2 separate regions of the Mus musculus genome follow, and region 2 is linked to region 1. Evidence: chromatin loops called from intact Hi-C (ENCODE). Cell type or tissue: gastrocnemius. All regions are shown on one strand. Each heading gives the region's core, and the rest is flanking DNA. Links, peaks and the distances in the headings are about the cores only. Region 1 has its middle 150 kb from the start of Gm36814. Region 2 has its middle 66 kb from the start of Gm36814.

What was found. Hi-C counts contacts between places; a loop is a spot of excess contacts. Peaks named below come from ENCODE experiments on the same cell type or tissue, not always from the same donor. Only the 100,000 strongest peaks of a DNase experiment are listed, where the experiment ranks them.
Region 2: it touches region 1 in a loop (3-fold over the local background); 7 of 42 quality-filtered maps call a loop at or near these places.

What each region holds. Positions count from the first base shown.
Region 1 is chr5:50,692,922-50,702,454 of GRCm38, reverse strand. No RefSeq gene overlaps it. Among named protein-coding and RNA genes, the nearest start is that of Gm36814, 150 kb to the right of the region's middle. In gastrocnemius, for the core only: no CTCF peak of the experiment used is centred there; a DNase peak (open chromatin) is centred at 4,151.
Region 2 is chr5:50,472,846-50,482,378 of GRCm38, reverse strand. No RefSeq gene overlaps it. Among named protein-coding and RNA genes, the nearest start is that of Gm36814, 66 kb to the left of the region's middle. In gastrocnemius, for the core only: a CTCF peak has its summit at 5,223 (motif pointing left); a DNase peak (open chromatin) is centred at 5,202.

The sequences.
Region 1 (9,533 bases), core at 535-8,534:
GTTGAATTGGTCACTTTTATTTCCAAATTGCCATGGCATCTTTTCAGTTATTTGTCTATAGCAGTTATGATGCTCTGTTTAGGTTGAAGTAATTTATGCTCGTCTTTAGTCTAGACTATTATTATCACTTTAATGGAAGTACACAACTTTTTGTAATTACATTTGGAACTAATGAAGAAATGCGGCTGGAAGTTTGAAGCTGTGTTAGGGATTTTATAATCCTCAGCTAAGAGGTAGCCTCTCTTTAACTGTTTGATAAGAATGTGCTTTGACACTTTGAGCCTAAGTGGAATGGACAGATAAGGTCATAATAGTACAGTCATGACATGCCATTATACATGTAGCAGACTTGGCACAAGAAATGCATGTTGGCTTCTTTGGAAAGTCAACAGAAGATCTTAGATGAATTTTCTTACTATCCAAAACAAAACAAAACAAAACAAAACAAAACAACAACAACAAAAAAACCTCAATAATCTCTTAGATCACGTTCAGAATTCTGTCCTGTAATATTTTTTGATCTTGCCAAAATATCTAAAACCAGAGAGAATAAAGAAGAAAGTACATTTACTTAATCTCTACTTATTAAATTACTTGTAAATGAACCTCTTCCAAGAAGACTCATGGCACTGGAGTAAGATCCAAAGGACTTTTTTAATTTTTTTTTTTTTTTTTTTGGTTTTTGAGACAGGGTTTCTCTGTGTAGCCCTGGCTGTCCTGGAACTCACTCTGTAGACCAGGCTGTCCTGGAACTCAGAAAACTGCCTGCCTCTGCCTCCCAAGTGCTGGGATTAAAGGTGTGCACCACCACTGCCCGGCTCAAACAACATGTTTTAATAAAAGTCAGAGTGGAAACAAGACATACTTGAGGTCTGTAGATGATGGAATAGTATATAGAGTGTAAAAGTATGGATTCAGGTGCCTGCTTACCTGAGCTCAGTTCCCATCTCTGTTTTATGTGGACTGTATTGAGTACTGTCTCTGGACCTCAGCTGTATCACGTAGAAAGATCAGAAAACAAAAGTTTCTGCTTCTTGGCATTTGTAAAAGCCATTGTATTATGATGCATATGAATTGCTCAGAAGTATGACTAACACATAGGAAACTCTTTTTCTGAGCCAGACTCTATCCTCAGGTATTTGACTTATTCTTTCATTGAGGTTTTCACTTCATTCCCATGTGGGAGATAGTACAAGCTCATTTTCCAAACAAGAAAGTTCCTGATCCTAAACGTTATGCAATTGTCCAAGGTTACATAAAGAGAACTGTACTGTCATTAGTAGAATAGTATCATGCAATATTGTCATCAATGGAAATATACAGTCAGCAACGTAATAAGATTGCCAACGTGCATCTAAAGTGGTGGTTCTCTACTTGTGGGTTGTGACCCCTCTGGAGGCAACTAACTCTTTCACAGGGGCTGCTGAAGACCCAGCAAAACAAAAATTTGCATTACTATTCATAACAGTAGAAAAATTACAGTTATATAATAGCAACATACGTAAAATTTTATGGTTGGTGGTCACAACAACATGAGGAACTGTATTAAGGGTCATAGAATTAGAAAGGTTGAGAAATGTTGATCTAAACAAATAGGCACCCATCACTGCAGGGGTTTGGACTCTCTTGTTGAACTATGCATCCCAAATATAGGAAGAGTTGCTCAGAGGCATAAATGAGACATTGAATACTGTTGGGAAACAGAAGTCTTGGAAAGATACACGTGTAAAGACAGATGAGAACTACCTGGTCAGTTTTTGAGATGGTTTGCTCTGTGGATGTGATATAAGCCGGTTTTTCTGTGGTCCACCATAAATAAGGAAGATACCCATACTGTCCAGAAAATTATAAGGATTTGCAAGTCTTCTCCAGGAACTAGGGCCAAATCAAAGTAAAAAAATTTTGATAACCTACTATATCTGTAGGTGACTGGTGCAATTTGTTCTACAACATTATTGTAGCAATTTGTAGCAATAGCTGACTTATAACAAATACTTTATGTAATTATATTATATATTATGTAAATACAGAGTTGAGATTATAAAAGAGTAGGCAATTATGTATCCAGGTCTTATGACTGTATCTTCAAACATATAAATCACCATAATCATTTTTACACTGAACTCTCATTTGGAAGGAACATTTTTAAAGGATGTTTTTTGTAATCTGTGATACTTTATCTGTCTCCCTTGCTTTGAGTTAAGCTGTGAGATTTCTCGAGCTTAAAGATGGAATTTAAGGTCCATGATGGGGACTTTTCCTATTAAATGATAGTTACCATTGCTCACCTTGACCTTAAATACATCTTAAAAGGGGAGTATTTCATTTATTCATAGTTCAAATGGGGTTATCCAACAATCTAGCTAGAATCATCCTTTATGAGTCTAGAATAAGTTTTTAACCTGTGGGATTTAAGGGCTTTCTCCCCCAAATGTCTCCAGGCATTCTTTATCCCTTAGTGCATTTGCAGACTTGCTTAAACCTGGTTATATTTGGACTTTCATAGCTATAGTGCCATGGCAAAAAATGAACCTACTCATCTGCCTGTCAAGAAGACTATCTCAGAGGCTCAGTTCTTCATTTTCTCTTTGACCTTGAACAAATCACTTGTCTTCATTAAAACTCTAGTTTTCCAAACATAACACACACACACACACACACACACACACACACACACATAAATGAAGAGGTCTTTTAGTTTCCTACCAATTCAAGTAACTGTTTCTCTGACTCAATAGTGGGTCCTTAGATGACTCATTTAAAGTCTCAGAGCTTTATTTTCCTTGTATTTCTTCCCACACTCTGCTTTCATCTTCACTAATGATAAGTCCATCCTTGGAGTCATCCTCAACTCCCACTTCTCACACCCCACATTCAGCAGTGAGCAAATCCTGTGTGTGTCAACTTTAAAATAATACTCAGAATCCAGACACTTATTGCTTTACAACATACACATTAAGCCACCACTGTCTCTGGCCAGAAAATGAAGAATGGGAGAACCTATGGGTTAGATAATTTATACCATTGTTTTGCATTAACTCTTCAAAACCATCACTTTTACTTCAGATCGTTTTGAAAAATTTTTCAGAACAGTTTATACTGAAACCAGACCTCAATCAAGTAGCCGTGTTTCAGTATAGGTAAACAGGCATAGTTAGGCAATGACTACTGTTTTCTGTATAAAAGTCTACAACCATTGTCATTTTTTGCCTAATTATTTTCCTAGTTACTTATTACAAAACAAAACAAGGAGGTAAGTGGTTCATCTTTAATGTAAGCTAAAGGGTGCGGCTTCTCTGGCTAGAGAATAAAGAAGTCTCTTTCTTTCTAGACAAGTGTTTCTAGACATCTATTTCTTTCCCATCCATTGGTTTATTTACTTTTATAATTTATTAAGCACTGTGTATCAAGAACTGAGTGGTGTGTTTGTAATTACATGTTCTGCATACTTGCCAAAGAAGGGATTTGGAACTCCCTTCTGTAGTGGCCTCTCACAAGACTGTGTGGCCTTGCAATATACAGGAGAGAAGATGCTTAAATGTGTGACATGGATGATTGGGGCAAGAATTTGTTGTAACTTCCTTGCTGGATTCGTAAAGCAAATTACTTTGTCTGAGTAGCAAGAGCCATTTTTTACAAAGTGTTGAAGTAAATTTCCTTCATTTTTCTAAATGAAGTAAAAGCCATTTAGAAATGTGTCTCCCTTCTTTAGGATCTCAGAATCATTGTGTATGTGTGTGTGTGTGTGTGGGGGGGTATGGCTTCACAAGATTCTTTATTGCTACTGTGGTTCCAAATTTATGTGGCTTCAAGGTACATAATGGGCTATGCAAGGCCATCAAGCTCTAAAGAATGGTGCTGTCATATAAATGTTGGTCTGTGGTATTCTAGTACTACATGCTACTGCTGCTGCTGCTGCTGCTGCTACTACTACGACTGCTACTACTATCATTTCAAATTGACAAGTTTGTCTTTATTGCTTGCTTCCTGATCCTGTCAGATCTCCATTATATTGAGGAAATACAGATTTTTTTCCCTCCAATTAAAGACAGCTCTTGAAGAAAGCAGCAAATTTTATCTTTCCCATAAGGATAAGAGGTTGAAAGGTCACAAGCGAGGATGTCAGGTCTAGCCACTGGAGGGCACCAAATTATCTCTTTTAACCGGAACAATTTATCCACTCTGGGGAGGACAAAGGACTTCCATAGTCTGGCAGTGAGTGCAGAACCTAACAGTCAGAGCTTTAGCTCTGCAAGTTTACTTAAAGACACTAAGTCTCAGGAGAGCTGTGCACTGGTGAGTATTACTTCAGGTGGCAGATTGTCAATGTTCCAACATCAAGCAAGGAAATGGCCATACAATATTTCCACAGTAAATTTTTTTTTTTTTTGAGACAACCCAGAAAAGCCAGGACATAGCTCTTGCACAACCAGCACACTTTTTCACCTTTATTTTCAACTGCTCAAGCAGAGTAAGTTGCAATAGTTTCCAGACAATGGAAGACGAACCTCCATGTCTGGGGAAACCCACAGGATCATCTGTTTTCCTGGAGTTAGAACTTGTCAAGGCTCTCATCTGGCTTATCATTCATAGCTTCGTCCTCCAGGAGGAGTCACAGCTGGTGACCTCAGAGCCCCACTAATGAACTTGATATTCCTTCTTGCTGGGTCGACTCTTTGTATGTCTGAGCGATGGCAAGGAGCAATGAAATGTTACTTGGCAGCTCCGTTCCACAGCAACAAGAGATAATTGAGACGCCAGAGCAAAGGACTGGCTAGATTTGGAAGGGAAATAAGCTTCAGTAATACGTGTGCAGTTCAGAGAGTCACAAATCTTCGGCAAAGTTACCAAAGGCTTTTGTTTTCAAGGCCTTCTTGGAGAGAATTAAAAGAGCCCTGGGTTTGCCAGCAGAATGTGAAGTGGACAGCGACCAGCCTGAGTGCTCCAATTGGCAATTAGGAACGTGGCATTTCATTGCAGTGTCGCTGAGGAGCAGTTTATAAAGTTTGGAAGATGCTGTGGAAAATAAATTCTGTGGGACCGGGATATAATTTTTCCTTTCACACAATGGCTTTCCAACCAACACAGTTAAGCGCAGAAAAAGGAACTCCTAGTAACGCTGCCCATTGCCTTTACATAACACTATTATAGAAGCCAGGAACAAGAGCATGAGCCTTAGCCTGTGTTCTCCTTTGTGGCATGTCACCATGTAGAGTCACTGTTCCCACCATAATTATAATTCCTATACCTACTACATCACTTTTCCACATGTAAACTCTATTTTTATCATTATTTTTGTTTCTTTTAAAATTAAAAAATTTTTGGTTAAAATACAGTTACATAATTTCCCTTCCATTTCCTCCCTTCAAGGCTCCCTGTCTCCACTATATCCCAAATTCATGAAGTCTTTTTATTATTTTACATACATACACACACACACACACACACACACACACACACACACATTTTTATATATGAATAACAAATGCTAAGCTTGCTTAGTGTTTCTTGTATTATATGATTGCAAAGATGATCATTTAGTATTAGATAACTAATTAGGGGGTTAATCAATGAAAAAAACTAATCCTTCCTTTCTTAGAAGTCTCAGAATTACTTATATTTCCCTGTATTGGGGTCAGCCCCATGGGGTTTTCCCTTTTTATGATAGTTTGTCTGTTTGCAATTGTTATTACTTGTGTGTTCCTTAGGCAAGTATGTTGCTGAAACAGCATGGTTGTATTTCCCTGACTTCTCTAGGAGCTGTAATCCTACAATAGACTTTCTGGTCCTCTGGGTTTTATAGTCTCTTGGCCATTTAATATCTTCTTTTTATTTTGTTTTATATAGGGAATGACTTTCTCAAAGATAGAGTTTAAGCAAATCATACTATCAAAAATTTGAGAAAGATTATAAAGTCTACTTGATTTGGCAAATCTTTTTCTCTTATGTAATAGTTTTTTCAACAACCTATGAAGTTCATACTCTTACTTTATATTAAAGTCCTAATTATAAAAAAAGAAAAAGCTAAAACACTACTGATGTGAAATCTATCTATATAAGAGCACACAAAATGTTAGCCAAAGAAGAAATTGTCCTTTTGGAGGCAAACATATCCATAACTTTCTGGAATTCTATTTAAGTAATGATTTCAAGGTAGTATACTCACTTCAAATGCTGTCACCTCACTAATTACTCATATACTACTCAATGAAAATCATTTTCTACCCATTTTATTACTACAGAGAGAATCCTGAGTATCAGAAACATGGTTTGCTATAGTAATATCCCTTTAGCCCCTGAGTTAAGAACTTTTGGTCCATAGCTCCTTTATTTTTAACTCTTCTTTACCCATAGAGCCTACATAGAGCTTTGTTCATACAATACACCTTCAAATATTAGTTAAATTAATTTGAATTCATTGGTAGAACAAATAGAATACTAGCCTGCGGAACATTGCCAAATATTGACTCCTGGCATTCTTTTAATACTAAAAAAAAAAAAAAAAAAATTGAAATATTTAGCTATCTCATTATAGTGGGAGATATTGTGTTCCGTTTTGAACAAAAATAATTGGTGAGCTCATGTAGACATCAAAATATTGATAGTCTTAACAATGGCCTCACATTCATGACTTCAGTTCATGAAAGTAAGCAAGAACAGGACAGGATTTTGTAACAGAAAGTAAAATAGAACGCTGCTTCTGGATAAGTACTCTCTACTCTCAACAGTGTGAGTACTAAGAGTCTACAAACCTATTCTTCAGCACTAGGAAATGAGTCCCAGGCTATGGGATTCACCGGTGTTTATGTAGAGATGTCAGATGGCCTATGTGCTCTCCCCAGAATGGCAGATGGAAATTGGCTTCTCATCAACTCACATTCTAAGACTGTGCCCTGTGACTAATTTAAAGATGGCTACAGAAAACCAGAATGAGTATACGCATGCACTTGTGTTTGAATAGTCCATAAAAGAATGATACTAAGAGTTGAATGAATATACAGTATGGATGTGTAATTTGAAGACAAGAAAACTTAAAGAAGGCCTTTGGTAAATTTTCAACATGGTATAGATATGAATGCTATACAGGCGTGCAATGACATGTTAGAATCCTGAATGACAGTGGTTCAGACTCAGGAGCACAGTGATAAAGACTTCATATTAGCAGACAGGGCTGTAACTTGCTTATTATTTCTAGCTCAGACCTTCCTTCTAGACTCAGTTCATTAATTCCTCCTCTCTGGTGTTCCCTGGTTATTTGTGCAAGCTTTGCTTTCACTACTTAGACGCTCTTCATATGTCTTTTTATTTACTTGATTCACTCCTTCACTGGTTTATAAACTTTGAGTGGAACACAAGGATATGGTTATTTTATCAAGTGCTTTCTACAATGCTTAGTCTCTCCTGACTACTTAGAAAGTACTAAAAGGGTTAACAGAAGGAAAGGAAAGTAGAAAAGAGAAAAAAAGAGAGGACTAGAAGAACAATTTCCCACTGAAGCTATAATGTTAACTTTCATTGAGCTTGGTATTAGTTACTTTCTGTTACTCTATAGATTACTATTTTTTTTTCCATTTTTTATTAGGTATTTAGCTCATTTACATTTCCAATGCTATACCAAAAGTCCCCCATAGCCACCCACCCCCACTCCCCTGCCCACCCACTCCCGCTTTTTGGCCCTGGCATTCCCCTGTACTGGGGCATATAAAGTTTGCAAGTCCAATGGGCCTCTCTTTCCAGTGATGGCCGACTAGGCCATCTTTTGATATATGCAGCTAGAGTCAAGAGCTCCGGGATACTGGTTAGTTCATAATGTTGTTCCACCTATAGGGTTGCAGATCCCTTTAGCTCCTTGGCTACTTTCTCTAGCTCCTCCATTGGGAACCCTGTGATCCATCCATTAGCTGACTGTGAGCATCCACTTCTGTGTTTGCTAGGCCCCGGCTTAGTCTCACAAGAGACAGCTACATCTGGGTCCTTTCAATAAAATCTTGCTAGTGTATGCAATGGTGTCAGCGTTTGGATGCTGATTATGGGGTGGATCCCTGGATATGGCAGTCTCTACATGGTCCATCCTTTCATCTCAGCTCCAAACTTTGTCTCTGTAACTCCTTCCATGGGTGTTTTGTTCCCAATTCTAAGGAGGGGCATAGTGTCCACACTTCAGTCTTCATTCTTCTTGAGTTTCATGTGTTTAGCAAATTGTTGTGGAGAGCCGTGCCACGAGCAATCGAGTGCGTGCTGTGAGCAATCGCCATTATAAGATGGCGCTGGCTTCCACTGCGCCTAACTAGTAAACAAGCCTTATGCGCAAGTGCAAGAGTGAACTCATGCCTAGTCACTGCCCATCTCGTGGTGTAGTAATGGGGTGATGGGCAAGCAACGAATCAGGAGCTGTCATGCCACATCAGGTGCTGAAACGTCATGCTGCGGGCTATATAAGCAGCACCATTTTCCCGGTTCAGGGTCTTCCCTCCAGATAAGTAAGCAATAAAAGCTTTGCTGCAAAAGATTCCAGTTGTCCTGAGTGTGTTCTTGCCGGCGGGGACAAAAGCTCGGGCAATATACTATGACCAAAAATAACTTAGATAATGAAACCTTTATTTTTGCTTATGTCTGCCAAGAAAAAAAATCCCTATTGGTCAGGAAGGAATGTGAGGGAGCTATAGTAGGAAGTTAAGAGATTATATGTTTAACCCCAAGAACCAAGTAGATTACAAGCTGGCAGCGGGGTGAATTTACTGATTCTCAAAACCTATCTCAGTAATTTTAGTCTTCTACTAAGGATTTGCCATCTTACAAAGCAGCACCACCAACTGAGAAACAAGTGTTCAAATATCTGAGCCTATGTGGGACACTCTCAATGCAAATCACCATAAGCTGTACCATTCATGTTTCTAAACTGCTATGGATATAAGAATTTAATCATGCCACGCTGAAATGGCATGACATTGTCACCTAGACTGTATCTCATACTAAAATAAAATAAAATAAAATAAAGTCTAAAAAATTTCCCATTGAATGGCTCTAAGCTAAGATAAAGTAATCTTCCTACCAAAAGACTTCACTTTCCCCCACCCCCCCCCAAAACCACCACACCTTTTTACTCTACTCAACAAAAGAGAATGCTACACCATCTGGAAGACCTAGGAGTCAACACTTTAAGTCTATGAACTTCAAAAATTAGGACCAATAGTACTGAAGTAAGGAATTGTTATCTGCCACAAATAGAAGAAAGCAGAAAGCTGGAGTATTTTACAATGCCTATAAACAGGGTAGATAAGACTGACACAAATGAGACCTCTTCTTGCTTTTATATTGGCTATAGATTATCAGTAATTTGTTGTACTGGTTATATGCCCTCACCAATATGTTAGAGGAAAAAAGAAAACAAAATTCAAAACTCTTGATAACATTCTTCATGGCTCATTGAGTACATATAGAATACATTATATATAATTTTTGCCATAGGAAAGTACAGTCAACCCCATGAAGACTTTCTTCTTGTAAAGTCTCAAGCTAATATACTTGTCTAA
Region 2 (9,533 bases), core at 1,114-9,113, 220 kb after region 1:
CTAGTGATGGCTTCTCTTTCTATGGAGGAAAGCTAAAAAGGCCAAGTTTCAGGATTGCATACTTAAAGTCTCAGTTGCTCTGATTAAGTTGATAGTGGTCGATATTGCTTGGAGGGAAGCATTCCCCAGAAGAAGCCAAAACATGGTGTTTACTTGCTACACTTATGGATGACACTGTCCAAAGTCCCACAGAGCAAGACAGATCTGGAAGTCAAATCAGCTCTCACAGTCACTAGCCCTTCTGCAACAGTTTTATTACCCTTCCCCTATCTCCTCCTCCCTGTTATCCCCTTCCTTCTTACCTCCTAGTTTTTTTCACTTGATTATCTTGTTTCTCATGACTTTAAGACTCCAGTTTTTATGTACTAATAATAATATTTCCCAATAATATTCTATTTAATATATTGATGAACTGTATCTATTTAGCTGTTCTCTGCAGAGACTTGCTTGTTAATCATCTTATACATGGCTGTCTTTGCAATATTATATTGGTACCAAACTGCATATCAATGTCCAGTGTCATCCCCTTGGGAATGCTCCTGCTCTGATACTATAGTCACTAAGTTGTTGGCACTGATGAGGTGCTGTCAATGAAAAGAGAGTCACAATCACTTTTTTTTCTAGACCCCAGAAAGTATCACTATAAATCACAGCATTGAGTATCAAGTGTTAGCTAGGATACCAGCAAGCCTAGTACTCTACATATTGCACAAATGGACATTCTGTCCTAGCGGTTTTAACTTTATTTTGATTCTCACATAGCTTTTTATCCATAAGACTACATCCAATCCAATGTACTTTGTACTATGCCATTCTGTATCCCAAATGTATTTATCTTTAATAAAAGCTAAAACTCCACTATTAAATTGAAAGTCCAGTTTTAGAAAAAAATACTTTCAAGGGCAGCAAATCAGGATTTATCTCTTGATGCTGTTCTAAATTGCAACCATGTTCTCTTGCTCAAGTTCTATCTGGTTCAAAACTTATTTGCAGAGAACAACTTGCCTTTTCTGCCGCACTTAAACTTTCAGAATTCAATGGAAGAAAAAAAGTGCTAAGCTTCAGAGCTACAAACAAAGGACATCTAGTATTATGAAACTCAAAGTGAGGAAAGACACTATCTTATTCCTTGGACTCTTCAGATGTTATAACAAAATTCTATGTATTTAGGAGCTTATAATCAACAAAACTTTGTCTCTCTTGGTTCCAGAGGCTTGAAAGCACTAGACGAATGTGCCAAAAGACAGAGTCATTATCAAGCAAGAGCCCATTTCCCAATTTACACACAATCATCTTAATGTGTCTTCACAACATAAGAGAGTTCTCTAAGGCCCTTTAACTTCCAAGGCTATATATCCTAATGCTATCAGCCTGGGTATTAATATTCAGCACATAAATTTTGGAGAAGGCACAGATATTTGGTCCTTGTATGTGTCAAATTGTTTGGTTGATTCTGTTATGTCAGCCTACTGCTAAAGTCTAAGCCCTTAGTGCATGTTAGAGGGATTATCATTATATTTTAGGACTAGAATTTTATCATTTTAAAAATCGCTCTGGGAAAGCCAGCAAAGCTCATTGAAACTCAAAGCATTGCAGAGCCAAGCTTACTAATCATTCTTCATATACCTGTAACAAAGGTTTTCAAACTCTGCTCTATAAATTCTAGTTTCATTGATCCTCTGTAACAGTGAATCCTTGTAAAACACCAAGGAAAGGTGATCATTGGAGGAAGCTTTCACAACTCAAGTTTTTTTCGATATGAGTGAATACTCAGACTCTCACTCTCATCAACATCTCTCACCATAGACCATGAGGTCCGCCGCCACCATTATCTGTCATATCTGGAATCTATTATTGTCATTACTTCTGTGAAATAATATAGAAGACACGGTTACTTATTGCTTATATTTACAGTGAAAACAAACAAACAAACAAACAAACAAATAGCAATGATAATGACCTTGACAAAAACACAAAAAGCTTGATGGGGTTCTGCTCATTTCTAGCAGTCACAGCCTACACTTGAATCCTCTCTGCCATCAGAGGACAGTATGCCTCCTTCTGAGTCATCCAGGTTAAGGGGAACCTTAAGCTTGTTCTCAGAAGGATTACATATATTTTTTCCAAATTCACATGCTTCTGAATGACTAACCAGAAACCATGAGCCTTGTGATTTTGCAGGATTACTAGTAGAGCAAGGAGACCATCTGTACCCCTCCCCCACCCCCCACCCCCCACCCTCCCACCCCCCAGGATTCAGGTATACTGTATGCAAACACCAGACAGTCAGACACAAACGACTTTAAATAATTAAATAGACTTTGAACATAGATTTTTCAACATGCCCTTGTGCTTCAATGTACTTTGATGTGCTGGGTACTACACTCAGTTAAACAACCAAAACACGGACTGTTTGTAACATGTCTACAGTTCATATTCAATTAGGAAATCATGAGGATCACCTCAGAAGAAGATACTGTAGGTTTTGAAAACTTGTCTTGACTATTATTTTGGATCAGGCTAGAGCCATAAATTCAATTTGAATTATAACTTGGTGCCTGTCTACAACCTCTACCTCTCACATCAATCAAACATTGGTGCAAGGATGCAGATTAAATAGGGTTGTGTGCTAAATGTCTTGGGAATAAATACTATGCATTACCACAGTTATATTCCTTCCATAAGCTGGAATCACTTAATTAAAATATAGATAAGATAATAGGTGGATAGATGGCATACTAGACAAACTGACAGACAGACAGACAGACAGACAGACAGACATGATAAGATATTGACTTCTCTCTCACTACCCCAGGTCTAAAAGACTGGGTTTGAGGTGACTCTTTTGAGAGAAATCATCCTTGGTAGTCTACTAGCTGCCACTGCTGCTGCCATTGCCACAGCCTCCTCCTCCTGCTCCTGCTCCTCCTCCTCCTCCTCCTCCTCCTCCTCCTCTTCCTCCTCTTTTCTTCTTCTTCTTCTTCTTCTTCTTCTTCTTCTTCTTCTTCTTCTTCTTCTTCTTCTTCTTCTTCTTCTTCTTCTTCTTCTTCTTCTTCTTCTTCTTCTTCTTCTTCTTCGCCTTCTACATGATATAGGCCTCCTTTTTCTCTCTGTTAAAATGTCCCAAATCATTTTCAGAGGTGTAAAAGTCATGTAGCAGTCTCTGTGGGATTTTCACGTCTCCCTTTGCTGATTGCAATCATATATCAGAAGCACCTCCACATTGCTGACCCTCCAGTTTCACAGCCTACAGAATCCTCCATGAGAATAAATATTTGCACCAGAAACTAAAGGTAGGGCATCCATCCTGCCAGAACTGTGAGCTGTGGGATGGAATTGAGGTCCTATCAGTGTCTCTGAACTAAGGCCACCACATTATGATCTACACAGAGTGAGAAATATACTCACCCTAGACTACCCATACAGACTTTCAAATAGACCTATTGGAGTCCCAAACTTCCCATAATCCTCTCAAAAATCCAGAAAGTTCTGCCATGAAGTAGAACTACCCTAAGCAGGTAGTTTATCACTTCTGTGTCTCTTACATAAAACCAGAGCTTAAGAAACAGACACCATCTCAGACCAGTAGACCCAGTTTCTAGTAAGGGGCAGAGTGATTGCTAACAAGGTTTTGGTTTGTTATTGTTTTTAACTTTTGGTTTGTTTGTTTGTTTGTTTTTAAGTCATGACTGTGTCACTGTCAGCTATATGACCTAGAAAATTTCTAAACTCTTCCATGCCTCTCTTTCTGAGTCTATAAAGTAGCAACTATGCCTTACAGATGTTCTCAGAACCACAGAAATAGACATTAAGCACTAATGAGTATTCATCTGTGAAAGTTCACCATACTCCTTGGAGAGCTAGCGGCATCTCTCATCTATAGATGAGAAACTGAGGAACTGAGAAGAAATACAATGTTTTCAGGGTAAATTAAACAGAGAGAGACAGAGACAAAGACAGATAGACACACAGACACACAAAGAGACATACATATAGAGAGAGGGAGAAAGGGAGAGAGAGAGAGAGAGAGAGAGAGAGAGAGAGAGAGAGAGAGAGAGAGAGAACAGAAATTTCAAATGTGAGCCCATATACTCTTAATCCTTACCCTCTCGCTATTCCTGTTTAAAATGTTCAGAGCTACAGGCTACCTACCAAAGGGCTAATATATTATTTCCCATTTGAGCCTTCTGTGTGATTACCTCTAATTTCCTCTAGACAGAGAATAGCAAATAAAAATCTCCACTTATCAGAGATTCACTTATCTAAAGATGTACCTTCTGCATACATAGTCAGTACCCTCAAGACATTTGTTAACAAACTTTAAAATAATTACTTCTTCATTTTTTTTATTTTTTTATTTACTAGATATTTTCTTTATATACATTTCAAATGCTATCCCAAAAGTCCCCTGTACCTTCCCCCGCCCTGCTTCTCTACCCACCCACTCCCACTTCTTGGCCCTGGCATTCTCCTGTACTGGGGCATATAAAGCTTACAATACCAAGGGGCCTCTCTTCTGAGTGATGGCCGACCAGGCCATCTTCTGATACATATGCAGCTAGAGACACGAGCTCTGGGGGGTACTGGTTAGTTCATTTCTTCTACAACATGCCTTTCTATCCTCTGTAGACTTTCCTTTTGTGTTGTCTCTTTATTTTTCTTTTTTTTTTATTAGGTATTTTCTTCATTTACATTTCCAGTGCTATCCCAAAGTCCCCCATACCCTCCCCCCACTCCCCTACCCACCCACTCCCACTTCTTGGCCCTGGCGTTCCCCTGTACTGAGGCATATAAAGTTTGCAAGATTTTTTCCTCTTTTTCCAATGATGGCCAACAAGGCCATCATCTGATACATATGCAGCTAGAGACAAGAGCTCCAGGGGGTACTGGTTAGTTCATATTGTTGTTCCACCTATAGGGTTGCAGATCCCTTTAGCTCCTTGGTTACTTTCTCTAGCTCCTTCATTGGGGTCCCTGTGATCCATCCAATAGCTGACTGTGAGCATCCACTTCTGTGTTTGCTAGGACCTGGCATAGCCTCACAAGAGACAGCTATATCAGGGTCCTTTCAGCAAAATCTTGCTCTTTATTTTTCTTAATGCTCAAGATTTAACACTACCTTCCCATTTCACTGAGCCTGGCCCTCTGCCCTTAACTTCATCAAGCGAGTGAACTGTTACCAAAATTCTGAAGCATAAAACTTGAATGGCCCGCCCCCTAGTGGGGAAGTAGGGAATAGACTAAATTTGCCTGATGACAAATTAATAGCTCTATCAAAACCTACCTACTTATTTGAAAGCTATTGGAAAATGAAGCAATAGGCAAGTGAGGAGTGACAAGTGACGAGAGTGAGACAGGTCCCCATGGTTCCCTAAAATGCCAGAATGAGTAGAATATCAAGAGTGGGGAAGAGAGGTGAGTAAAAGCTGAGATTTATAAGGGAGGCATGAACCTATTCAAAGTCCAGGCAAATAATACAGGAGGTATAGGAAGGAGATAGGAAATAAAGAAAGACTGTAGGGTCTGGAATACAGAACGCTGATAGAACTGGAGCAGGCCAGCACACTAAAGTCTGTCTAAAAGCACTGAGGATAAATTAAAACAACATGATAATGACATTTTATTGGGTCTTTCCAATCAGTATCAAAACATTCTGGGATAAAAGTGACAAATCATTTGGATCTGGTGATTTTCCTTTTGTCTTTATCTTCATGTCAGCATCCCGGGCACAGACGAGACTTAACCAATAGCATCAGAGACCTCCTGTCTTAACAAAGACAGAAAGAGAGATGCTTTTCCTGGGAACTTGGGGATATTTCTAAGTCAGTGCTCTCTCCAGGGTAGCTGTCAGCTCCATCTGGAAATAGCTGAAGTTACTGATCGGAATATGAGCCTAGGAATTCCTTGGTGATCCTCCCCTCTGTGAGGGGGAAACAATGAATACTTTTCCATGCTTATAATACACTTCCTTATCCATTTACTTAGCCAAATGGCTTGGGAGCCCCAGAGAATACTGAAGTTTGATGTTTGCAAAAAGCTTTCCCTATTTTTAAGTCTGCCACCATGCGATCTGCCCAGCTGTGACCAAACTCTCCCTTCTCAGCACCTGACATCATTTTCCAGTCAAATCCCATTTAACATGAGACATTGTGAGTTCTGCCCCTGTCCAACAACCTGCTCACATAAAGAGAGTACAATATGAGATGAAAGGAGAGATGAGGTAATTCTCTACCAGCCTAGGGATGCCAGGGATCCCCAGGAAGCCACCAGTGGAGAAAACAGATACTGTCTATTCTGTGTTTCCCGCCCAGCACTACATAACACACAGGAGCAGAATTTTATTTTATGTAATTTTGGAGATGGGGAAGTCCAAGATAAAAATGCTAGAAAGTTCGCTAGTTTGATGGGGGCTGAACGTTGGGAGGTGAGCAGTGCTAACCATCATATGATGGAGGAAGGAGAGGAAGTGGATATTGTGCAAAACATGTTTCTCATTGCCATATATTCTTTGCCCATAGTTACAAGTTCATAAAGGTATATCCATTGATTTATACCATGTGTTTTAACCATCTTCCACCCTCTACTCTCCTCTTCCTCCATCTTTCCCATCCTGTTCTTTCAAAAGAAAGCCTTTCATCTCTCTGTCTCTCTGTCTCTGTGTCTCTGTGTCTCTCTGTCTCTGTGTGTGTATAAAACATCTAAGCTCTATTTATGAAACCAAAAATATTTTTCTGAGTCTCTTTTATTTTGTTAATAAGATGATCTCCAGTTGAATCCATTTTCTTGAAAATGATATGAATTCATTATTCTTTGTGACTCATAAATCTCCATTGCCTGTTTATGCCATCTTTTCTTTATCCGTTCATGTAGATTGTTCCATAATTTGTTATTACATAAAGCTCTGGGATGAACATGGATTGCATATGATCCTAGCATGCTGTTTTCAATCACTTTGGATGTCTTCCTCAGACTGGTATAAGTGGATCATGTAATAGTTTTATTTTCAGTTCTTTAAGCACCCTCCATACTGAATTGGATACCAATTGACAAGGGCTTTAATCCCACCTACCAAGAAAAAGCATCATGGGCTAACCACCTCTGATGACCTTCACTTCTGAATTCTATCATTTTGACAATTCCTTAAGTTTAGAAGAAACACATCTGAACCTTAGCAAGCCTGAAACAGACTCATCTTCACACCTGTGAAGAATGAACCTGGCTGACAGACACCTTGCACTAGAACTTCCAGCCTCCCATGCTGTAAGGATAAATTTCTTTGGTCTAAGACTCATGTGTGATATGTTGTAAAACCAGTAGTCCACAAACTAACACAGACTTTGGCATTGGTTATCCACATCTAAGGAAATGTCAGCATTGCTGCAAAGAGGCAATGTTATTAAGATTTGGCCTTACCAATTTATACACACATACACACAACACATTACTTGAGATTCAACCTATCAGTTAGTAGCCTACCCATGACAAGCATTGTTCCCTCCTTCCACTATACAGGCATCTCTACCACCCTATTTAAACTTTCCAGTGATGTTTTGGTTCAAAGAGAACAATACCTTCCACAGTTTCATGTATTTAAACAATTGATTCACAGTGCTTATGGGAAGTTTAGAAAGTGGAGCCTGTATATGTAGCAGAAGATGGACTGGTCAGCCATCATTGGTAAGAGAGGTCCCTTGGTCTTGCAAACTGTATATGCCACAGTACAGGGGAATGCCAGGGCCAAGAAGTGGGAGTGGGTGGGTAGGGGAGCAGGACATGGGGGAGGTTATAGGGAACTTTCAGGATAGAATTTGAAATGTAAATGAAGAAAATATCTAATAAATAATTTAAAAAGAAAGAAAGAAAGTGGATCCTGGCTGGACGATGTGGGACTCTGTAGATGAGCTTTGAAGCTAACTTCCTCTTTGGTCCCACCTTTCTTCCTCTCCTTAGTCATGTTGATGGTTTGCCTTTTTATCCTCTCCACCAGAATAAACTGAACACCCGGAAACTGTGAGCAAGATAAATTCTTTTTATCTTTCAGTAGTTGATTGCAGGAGTTTATTATTTATTATTATTATTATTATTATTATTATTAATAATAATTTGCAGATAAAAGTGACTAAAACATATGGTTTGTATCTCATTTGAAAGTGATGCTCTAATAGCCCTCCTTGTACCTTGCCTTGCTCATCTCCTATCCTGTGTACAATTTGCTTACTCCTCACTATAGTGTCTTTTCAACTATAAAAGAACATCAAACCAACACAGTCCTCATGTTCTTTGTGTTACCTTTTCATTTGTGTCCAGAAGTTCTTCAAGATATTTACAGTGCTTGTTCTTCTTAGCTTTCAGACCTGACCTCAATTCTTTTTTTTTTTTTAATTTTTTATTAGGTATTTAGCTCCTTTACATTTCCAATGCTATACCAAAAGTCCCCCATACCCACCAACCCCCACTCCCCTACCCACCCACTCCCCCTTTTTGGCCCTGGCGTTCCCCTGTACTGGGGCATATAAAGTTTGCGTGTCCAATGGGCCTCTCTTTCCAGTGATGGCCGACTAGGCCATCTTTTGATACTTATGCAGCTAGAGTCAAGAGCTCCGGGGTACTGGTTAGTTCATAATGTTGTTCCACCTATAGGGTTGCAGATCCCTTTAGCTCCTTGGGTACTTTCTCTAGGTCCTCCATTGGGAGCCCTGTGATCCATCCATTAGCTGACTGTGAGCATCCACTTCTGTGTTTGCTAGGTCCCGGCATAGTCTCACAAGAGACAGCTACATCTGGGTCCTTTCGATAAAATCTTGCTAGTGTATGCAATGGAGTCAGCGTTTGGATGCTGATTATGGGGTGGATCCCTGGATATGGCAGTCTCTACATGGTCCATCCTTTCATCTCAGCTCCAAACTTTGTCTCTGTAACTCCTTCCAAGGGTGTTTTGTTCCCACTTCTAAGGAGGGGCATAGTGTCCTCAATTCAAATGTAGGACTCTTCAAATAAAGTTCTCACCTGACTGGAAATAACCCCTTGATCACTCTCTACTGTGTATTATTTTATTTATTACTTGGCACTCTGCTTGCTATTTATGTTGGTTAAACAACCATATCAAACATAATCCTGCTAAAAACTTTAATACACACTTAAAATATGAAAGTAAGAAAATAACTGAGATTATTGTTCTTGAGGTGTCAACATTCAAATAGGGGAAAACAGATTAATTGTGTTGCCCATTTTTTTTCCAGGCTGGTTCTTTTTATTCAAGATCAGATATTGACCCTTTTTCCACTGGAACCAGGACCACAGCATGTTGAACCTCTTTTCTGCCTTGTTTATCTCTGTATCTGCATTGACATCCAGATTTAAGTAGATCCCATAGCTTGTAAGTGGTTGGCAAGTGTTGGTTGAATAAATTAAAGAAACAATAATAAGTGATGCATTCGTAACATGGCATAGCAAATTTAAATCTCAGCGGTTTTCATATCTGAATCTCAGTTAATTCATTTGTGAATACTGGAGTAATTAGAGTGAACTTTGGT